3 separate regions of the Homo sapiens genome follow, and all the other regions are linked to region 2. The links are chromatin contacts, found by Hi-C or POLR2A ChIA-PET in ENCODE. All regions are on one chromosome and are shown on one strand. The core of a region is the stretch at or near the end of the contact, and the rest is flanking DNA. Distances in the headings are between cores, read along the strand shown.

Region 1 (2,987 bases), core at 394-2,893, 440 kb after region 2:
TTCCCCTAGGAGACTGTGACTTTCCTAAAGAAGCCTTATCTGAATCAACTCTGCATTCCTGTAGCTTGGCATCTTGTTTGGGGAATGGTGGGTGCTTGGTAGGAATTTTAAGGCAATTCATTCATGCATTCATTCATGCATTCATTCATTCATTCATTCATTCATACATTGCTTCTGGCTGCCGAAATGCCTGCATTCTCTCCGCTATTGATGGCTAAGTCATGAGGAGTGGTTGGGAGGCAGCAGTTAACCAAATTGATTAGGTACTTACTTTATGCTAAATAAAGTACTGGTAGGGCTCTGGGTCTTAAGAAGTGGGGCCCCTGACCTCAAGACACCTACCAGGAGACAGGAGCGCACATCTAATGTGCTGGACCAGGGCACTTCAAATTTTAATTGGCACACAAACCACCTAGGGACCATGTTAAAGTGCAGGTTCCGACTCAGCTGGGCTGGGCTGGGGCCCGAGGGTATTTATTTATTTATTTATTTACCTACTTATTTTGAGACAAAGTCTCACTCTGTCACCCAGGCTTGAGTGCAGTGGCGCGATCTCAGCTCACTGCAACCTCTGCCTCCCAGGTTCAAGTGATTTTCCTGCCTCAGCCTCCTGAGTAGCTGGGATTACAGGCATGTGCCACCACGCCTGGCTAATTTTTGTATTTTTAGTAGAGATGGGGTTTCATCATGTTGGTCAGGCTGGTCTTGAACTCCTGACTTCGTGATCTGCCCGCCTCGGCCTCCCAAAGTGCTGGGATTACCAGTGTGAGTCACCGCGCCTGGCCCCGAGGGTCTTCGTTTCTAACCAGCTCCCAGATGACGCAGCCCTGCTGGCCCCGAGCCACACTGGGTGCTTACCGGCAACGTGTTGCACTCTGCAACCAAAGGCAAGGCCGCATGGCACCCATCCTTCCCTCCTGCCCCACATGCTAGTATGTTCCTTCAATCAACTCTCACTTTGTTCCCTAAATGTATTTAAAGGTAAATTTTAAATTCTTATCTTAAATGAAAAAGAAACATCACTTTTGATACACAGAAAATACCCAGGAGATAAATAGAGTAAACTGTTCTACACCTGGTTGCACATCCTCAACTGATGGTCCTGAGCCACATCCAGCTCCCCCTCTGTTCAAATCAACTTCAAAATAAACTCCATACTCAGAGCTTTCGTGGCCAATGGAGATGGTCAATGTTAGGGGTTAAAGGCATATTAGCACTAAGCCGAGACTTTCTCTTTGAGATCACTAGAGGGATTCTGAAGAATGGAAAAAGGGGCCAGGCACGGTGGCTCATGCCTGTAATCCCAGCACTTTGGGAGGTCAAGTCTGGCAGATCACCTGAGGTCAGGAGTTCAAGACCAGCCTGGCCGACATGGTGAAACCCCGTCTCTACTAAAAATACAAAAGTTAGCCAGGCTTGGTGGTGGGTGCCTGTAGTCCCAGCTACTCGGGAGGCTGAGGCAGGAGAATCGCTGGAACCAGGAGGCAGAGGTTGCAGTGAGCCAAGATCATACCATTGCACTGCAGCCTGGGCGACAGAGCAAGGCTCCATCTCAAAAAAAAAAAAAAAAAAGAAGAAGAAGACAAATGGAGAAAGGGATGAGCTTCTCAGTTTGTGGTTCTCTGTTACTTGGCAACACAGTGTGTGCTGCAGGCAGTGTTTTGGGAGAGCCTGGATTGACAACTGCAGAGGCCACTCTGTCCAGCCCAGGCATGCTCCAAGTGCCTGAGGTCATTGGCAAATGACCACAGCTGGGCTCTCTTTGGCTCAAGAATCTCCAGATTCCATGCATTTTCATGGCCTAGCAAAATGCCTCCAGTATTTGAACCCCTTGACAGCTGGCCTCGCTATGGCACCATTCCACGAGAGAAGAATCTCACCGCCCTCCACCCCATTATAATCACTTTAGATAAACCCTGCTCACAGGCGGCAAGAAATTTAAAAAAAAAAATGTGGGAATAGATGTTGTTTCACAGGCAGCAGAGATTTAGCTGTGCCGCTTTCTCTTCTTAATTGTGGGTCTGTCCAGGGAACCCACAGCAGTGGATAAATCACGGTGATGGTTGGCAAGCCACTGTTGCCACACAGCTACCCGAAGAGTTACAATATTATCTGATGCTGAAAGGTGGGGATCAGGGAAAAGGGTGAATGGATGACTCAGTCACAGATGGAGCCACAAAGATGAAGCCATTCATTCCCACCCACCACCACCACCACCACAAAAAAGAACATCTGAGCCCCCACCATGAGTCAGGGATGAGCTGGTGCACCTGCCCTCAGGGGCTCAGCCAATAGAAGGTGCACCCCCTAATGATCTGAAGTAACTTGAAATCACAGAGTCATCCTACCCAAAATGCAAACTCAGTGGTTTCCTCACCTACTCAAAACCCTTTAAGGATGCAAAGCACATCTGGTTTTGCTTGCTGCATTCCCATTTTCCCGCTGGTAACAACTTCCTGGTCTTCTTAGTGGAGACCCACTCCCCCCGACCTTTGGTCTACGTGGTCTGGGTGGGGCTGGCGTGTGCTCCTCTGTCCCTCCACCCCACTCAGTGGGTGGGCAAGCTTCCCAGAACCCTGGCTACCTAGGGGTGGCATGTGACCAAGAGGGAGTCCAGGACAATCCCAGTCTTCAGTTGACACATCCTGAAAAGCACACCTGCTTCTGCCTGGGCTTGCCAGGAGTATCAGTGGGGACTCTGGACCTGCCTCCAGAAAGAAAAAAGGATTCGTGATGGTTAACTGGATGGGTCAACCCAATTGCCCAGGGCTGCCCAGATCAAATGTTATTCTCGGTGTGTCTGTGAGAGTGTTTCCAGATAAGCTGAGCATTTGAATTGGTAGACTAGGTAAAGTTGATGGCTCTTCCCCATGCAGCTGAGCATCATTCAAACCACTGAATAGAACAAAAAGGTGGAGGAATGAGAAAGCCGCCCTGTTTTCTTCCTGCCTTCCTGCTTGAGCTGGGACAATGGGCTCCTTCTGCCC
Region 2 (2,983 bases), core at 197-2,696:
AGGTCTTTGGCTCCCGCTGCTGGCAGATTGTCGCACATTGGCCTGGCCACAGTCTTGTCCCTGCCCCTGGGAAATGGGCCCTTGGTGGGCTGGGTTCTCTCGGGAGCAGGAGACCCACACTGAGGACTGATTGGGGGATAAAGAGGACAAAGGGTCACCCCATCCAAGGCCTGAGTTCCTAGTCTGAGCAGGCCTTGGGCACAAAGACTGGGATTGCCTTTCTGGGTAAACCTGAAGTCTGCGCCACTCCGTGGCTGGGCGGTCACTGCAGTGACGTTCTGCATCATGTCCCGAATACCCTCGGAGCAGCGCCAGGGTGGAAGTGCCATCCCTGGTCGAGGGGCTTGCCTGCACTGGAGCCTCACCCTCAGAGGGCAGATCCTTGCCCAGTGTCACACAACAAGGAGGTGACAAGGCCGAGAAAAGACCTCAGAGCTCAGGGTCTTACCTGAGATGGTGAGGCAGGTGGGTGAGGCACGAGCTCTTGTCTCCATACAGGCAAGAGGGGACCCCCAGGGTCACCCTGAAAAGGGGCCATGGTCGGATAGCCATGCCAGGGGCAGAGCATGGATGGGCTGGGGGGATGTAGACTGGGCCCGGGACAGATAAGAGCTGTATGTGGATCTCTATGGAAGGCCGCGGGGCCCAGGGACTCCTGTCTGGCAGGGGGTCCCCAGGGGAGCTGCCACATTCTGCTTTAGGCCTAGTGAGGCTCCACGTTTACCCAGCCAGGCATCCCGGGCGGCTGTGCAGGCGGCTGGGTAGACAGTGGGAGGAGACTTTCTATTGGCCGAAGGTGTGACGGAATCCTACCCCTTCCTGGCAGCAGGATCCCAGGTGCCGTCTCCTGCTCCACAACAGTGAAGCCCCTGCAGTCGGCCTCTGGGTACGGTACACTCTCCACTAACTGCATCCTCCCCATGACCACGGGCCGCACAGGCCTAGCTTCAACCCACTGTGGAGATGCACACACTGAGGCTCCGAGGGGCAAGGTGAGTCCAGCCTGGAGTTAGTGCCCCTCCAGGGCTGGTGCCTTCTGGAATGTCCAGGCACCGTCACTCTCCCCAGCACTTGAGGGAGGACGGAATAGGCTGTGGGCTCTTCACACCGGCAGTGACAAGCAGTGTGGCCTCCGGCAAATGTTCCACCTCTCTCATCCCCAGTTTCTCCTCTGGAAAGTGGGGTGAACCCCTGAAGTCCCTGATGGCATCCCTGGGCAGACGTAACCAGTGCTTGTTGCTGGAGTGGTAGCAACAGCAAATAAACACGTCGGGGCTTGAGAGCAGCAGGTCTGCAGCACGCCCTCCGGACAGCGTGCTGGGACGCACAGTGGGCCCCGGGTCTGTGGGCCAGGCATTCCCATCAGAGGTCCCAGGGCTGATGCTCCTTGCCCTGGCAACCTGGTGACGCACTGAGGCTGGGGCCTGATGCAAGCAGAGGTGTCCAGACCTGCCAGGGACAGGCCTTCCGGCTAGGGACTGTGGCCAACAGGCTTCTCAGCTGACTTGGCTCAGCCCAGGGACTCTGGGCGCCACCACCAACCCCAGGCGTCCCCAGAAGTGGGGAGGCCACACTCAGTGCTGCCTGTTCTGTGAGTCCTCCCCACACCTGGTGAGCCCCGGCTCAGAGACGTGCCGCAGCCCCAGGGCTGGCCACGTGCCACCTCCTCCCCACAGTTCCCAGCCTGCTCTTTAAACAGCCGCTTCCTGCCCCACGTGGTTGAGTTACACATCCTGGGTGCAGAGATGGAAGCCATTAAGAGATTAACTCTGTGCCGCCCTTTGGTCCACCTGCTGAAGGATACCGAACAGCCGGGCTTCAGGCGGCCGACATGGAGCCGGGAGTTCACCGTCAGAGGCGGGCAAGTTCCCACCGACCCAGATCTGCCCTGTTTGCCCCTGACTTTGTGGAGATTCGAAAGGGAAATTCTTGGGGTTTCCAGAACACCCACCAATGCTCACAACTCTGAGAGATCAACACCCAGGACTGTAATGGAGAGCGGGGTCCCTCCTGCAGGGCTCTGTCCTCCTCACACTCCCGCGCCCACTTCACCTGGTCCTGCACAGCACGGCCTCAAGAGCAGCTCGCCCCAACTTCCTGGCCACGGCCCTCGGCTTCCTTCATCCGTGCACCTGCTCCTGTCTGCGCCCATCCAACTCACCAGCAGCACCCCCTGGGACTGGCTCACAGCCACTTCCCAAACGCAGGGGGAATTTTGCATACCCCGTGTGTGTGCTGGGTAGAGATCTGTCAGGTGGATGGATGGATGGATGGAAGTGCTTTTATAGCCAGTAATGACCAGACCCGTGCTCTGTGCTAAAGCCCTGAATCTCTGGGGAGGTGGATGTGACTGTCAGCCCATTTTACAAATGGGGGATCTGAAGCCCCATTTTGTAGATCAGGGACAGGTCTGAGGGCACGTGGCCAGTACTGGTGGAGATGGGATTAAACTTAGGCCCCGGGACCTGGTGTCCTGTTGCCTCTATGGCTCTCCAAGGCATTGTGACCACATGACCAGATGTCAGCATAGCACGGGCACGAGGGCAGGGCCGCCACCTCCCTTCCGTCTGGGTCAGGGCTGCAGGACTGCAGGCACCTTTCCCACCACTACCCCGGTGGGTAAGAGCCAAATGCCGGCCCCTCGTCTCCACCATCCTGTTGTGTCAGGCCTCTGTGTGGACCCAGAATGCCTTCCTGTGCTGCCTGCCCCAGGTGCCTCCCTGCTTTCAGCCTCATCTCTCTAGGTCTGTCTCCACTCAGCCTCGAGAGATGTGGGTCAAGACGGGGGTCAGCTTGCGCTGCTTGTGAGCCCAGCCCTGCCTCCCTAGCCGAGGGTTCCTCGCAGAGGCTCCCCCAGGTCCCAGTGGTCGCATCTCCTGCATGGCGCTATCACCACTGGGCGTCTCATCTCCCTCCTGGAACGTCAGCTCCATGACAGCAAGGACCTGTGTGCTGCCCTCTCCCCAGGCCCTGCACAGAGCCT
Region 3 (2,786 bases), core at 34-2,533, 350 kb after region 2:
ACTCATAAGTGGGAGTTGAACAATGAGAACACAGGGACACAGGGCGGGGGGGGTATCACCAACCGGGGCCTGTCAGGGGGGTGGGGGGCTGGGGGAGGGATAGCATTAGGAGAAACACCTAATGTAGATGACAGCTTGATGGGTGCAGCAAAAACCACCATGGCGCGTGTATACCTATATAACAAACCTACATATTCTGCACATGCAACCCAGAACCTAAAGTATAAAAAAAAAAAAAGTCCTTGTGTGCCTCCTAAGATCATCTTGCCAATGATATGTATGCCGCACGTTGGACGACACTGCCTTCACTCAACCTCTTTATTTACAACATGAGAAGGCTGAGGTTCAGAGGGGACAAGATTTCCCTAGGGTCATTCAGGTTGCCAGGAGCTCTGGGTGCTGGTTCAGGGTCTGCTTACCTGAACCTGTCCTTATCCTGACCTTCTCACTCATCCTGGCAGGTCTGTCTCCATGGGGATGGGGCCAATCAGCTCTCGACCCAACCCATCACTGAGCTCCCAGGTACCTGGCTGAGCCACAAGGGTCCAGCCTGTCCCCCTCCCGCCACATCCTCTGTTCAGTGGAGGTCCCACATATCAGATATTCCTCCAATGCTAAGTAGAAAGCTCAACCGCAGTATATGAGCTTCAGATTAAATTATTTTTAATTTCATGGTGCTCCGTTCCACAGTCAATTAATTCCATTTCATTTTCAAGGGTCCCATCACCCTGCCTTCTTCTTTTTCTAGCAGTTTCAGTGATTTTCTGGAATCAATCAGGAATTGTTTGTGTTTGGTTTTAAATACGTGTAAACGTATGGCCGGTCTGTGTCCTTTTTTCCGTTCCTCCTCCTGACTGTACCCACGCTGGACACCCCAGGCTGAGGCTGGAGGGGGCATGAGGAGCGGGCCTGGCAGGCAGGTACCTGGCCCCTTCGGGAGGTGGGGGACAGAGGAGCATTTCCACATCCAGGTGGGTGCCTGTACTACAGAAGAAGGGAACCGCTGCCTCCTGGAGGCCCTGGGCTCTGGGGACTCCCTTCGTTTGGCATCCCTGCTGTCTTTTCCTCTTAGGAAAGCCCTTCACCACCTGGAGCTGTCTGCAAGAGCTTGGCCCTGAATCCTTTACAGGGTCGGGCATGTGACTCACACTGGCCAATCAGAGTAGTCCATGCCCTGGGACAGCAAGATAGGCCGAGGAGCAGTCACATGACCTAAGCAGGGCCAGTGTCCTGTGGAGGAATAAAATGGCTTCTGTGTAAGAAATGATTGTAATCTTTTTCTCTAGGCTTCTTAGCTATGAAGGTCATGGAAGCTCAAGGCTGCTGGAGACCACCCCTGCTGTCACTTAGAACTCATCCTGCCTGATCATGAAGCCAACTAGCAAAAAGGAGAGCCAAGAGATGTCAGGAGGAAAATAAGTCCTACTGTTGTGCAGTAAGGCCCTAGGTATGACTGTGCCCGAAGGCCACCAAACTGCCCAAGTTTGAAGTTGTATGTGCCAGCAAATTTCGCTTTTTTCGTTGTTGTTAAGTTAGTTTGTTATGTCTCCTTCTCTTGTTCAAGTCAACCAAGGAACATCACTGTGTGTCACGTGTCCACCTTCCTTTCCCTTGCCTCGCATGCCCTGCCTCATCCAGGCACAGCCTGGAAGGTAGAGGTGAGTGACAAGCACGCAGGAAGCTTTATGGAACATCCAACACCTCAAGACTCAGCTCAGACACCACCTCCTCCAGGAAGCCTCGCCTGGTGCCCTAGTGTGCCTTCTCAGGCTGGTTCATAGCCCATCTCTGCTGGTCCACAGCCTTTATTGAGGGCAGCACCATGCATAAGGGCTAGACTCTGGAACCCAGATGTCCCTGATTGGAATGTCAGCTCTTGCCAGCTGTGTGACCTTGAACGTACGAGTAACCTATCCGTTCCTTGGTTTCATCACCTATAAAATTAACATCAGTCTCTCTACCTAGTCCTACTTTGTTGTGAGATTTGTCACTGAGTTAGAACAGAGGCCAGCACATGGCTACTCCTCAGGTATGAATTGTATTGGCCATCATTTTTATGTTCTGTATCACTTTTGCCATAACTGCCTTTTACTTGCTTGTCTTAAACCACAAGCCCTTTCCCTTCTCTTTTCTTTCAATACCTTTGGTTCTCCAGACCCCACAGTGCCTGGCATGTAATGAGCCTGAGAGAATGTCGGTTGAATAATGTGTGCCCCCAAAAATGAACAGGCAAATCTATATCTTCTGCTCTTCCTTCTACCTGTCAAGAACTCTGACTTTGCCATCTCGTTTCTGGCTCTCATCCTAAAAATAGGATAATGAGCAAGCGGGAGGTGGAGAGAAGTAGAAGTGAAAGGGAATGAAGACAAACACAAGGGTTGGGGGGTCAGGAGAACAGATGGGCTGGGCGGGTCATGGAGGTGCTCACACCTGACTGGGCACTGGAATCACCTGGGTGCAAGGGTTCCCAAACAAGCACCCTGAGCCCTACCCTGGAGACTCCCACCTCATCTGTCTGGGTGGGGCCTGGAACTTCCCAGGTGATCCTGTGCTATGAGGCCAGGGCTGAGAACCCTGGGACGGAGAATGGGAGGAGCTTTGATGCACATGAGAAGAGAAATGAAAGCTCCTTGAGTGTTTTTGAGAGATTTCAGCAAAGATTAGTTCCTGTTCAACTATTTTGACCCTCAGCTTGTTGTTTCTTTGACTGTGACCCAGTTCTGAGACTGGGTGCCAAGGGGACTTGGTTTTGTCTAATACAAGTGTGTGAATGAATGAATTAATGA

The links. A loop is a pair of places that touch in the nucleus more often than their neighbours do. ChIA-PET counts read pairs that join two places held with the same protein, here RNA polymerase II (POLR2A). Pooled maps may share reads with other maps.
Region 1: a map of transverse colon shows a loop between it and region 2 (2.9-fold over the local background). The contact joins two enhancer-like sites. A Hi-C loop is called at or near these places in 7 of 168 maps with a recorded cell type or tissue (CD4-positive, alpha-beta T cell, esophagus squamous epithelium, lower leg skin and 4 more) and 1 of 50 pooled maps.
Region 3: a loop to region 2 is called in a map with no recorded cell type, with 2.2 times the contacts of the local background. The contact joins the promoter of LINC01742 here to the enhancer-like site in region 2. A Hi-C loop is called at or near these places in 2 of 168 maps with a recorded cell type or tissue (aorta and heart left ventricle), 2 of 37 single-sample maps with no recorded cell type and 4 of 50 pooled maps. POLR2A ChIA-PET finds 5 or more read pairs at or near these places in 3 of 52 experiments (B cell, K562 and MCF 10A).

The regions. Positions count from the first base shown.
Region 1 is chr20:58,100,733-58,103,719 of GRCh38, forward strand. No RefSeq gene overlaps it. Among named protein-coding and RNA genes, the nearest start is that of CIMIP1, 49 kb to the right of the region's middle. Within about 2 kb of position 1,644, at least 2 of the 41 ENCODE cell types and tissues checked have a DNase peak (open chromatin) inside an H3K27ac peak, as active enhancers do.
Region 2 is chr20:57,656,270-57,659,252 of GRCh38, forward strand. All of the region lies in intron 2 of PMEPA1 (prostate transmembrane protein, androgen induced 1), which reads right to left. Among named protein-coding and RNA genes, the nearest start is that of ZBP1, 37 kb to the left of the region's middle. RefSeq lists an enhancer at 1,467-1,596. Within about 2 kb of position 1,447, at least 12 of the 41 ENCODE cell types and tissues checked have a DNase peak (open chromatin) inside an H3K27ac peak, as active enhancers do.
Region 3 is chr20:58,002,621-58,005,406 of GRCh38, forward strand. It overlaps LINC01742 (long intergenic non-protein coding RNA 1742), which reads left to right and starts at 1,284. Exons shown (of 2, transcript NR_147083.1): 1 at 1,284-1,447; 2 at 1,565-2,028.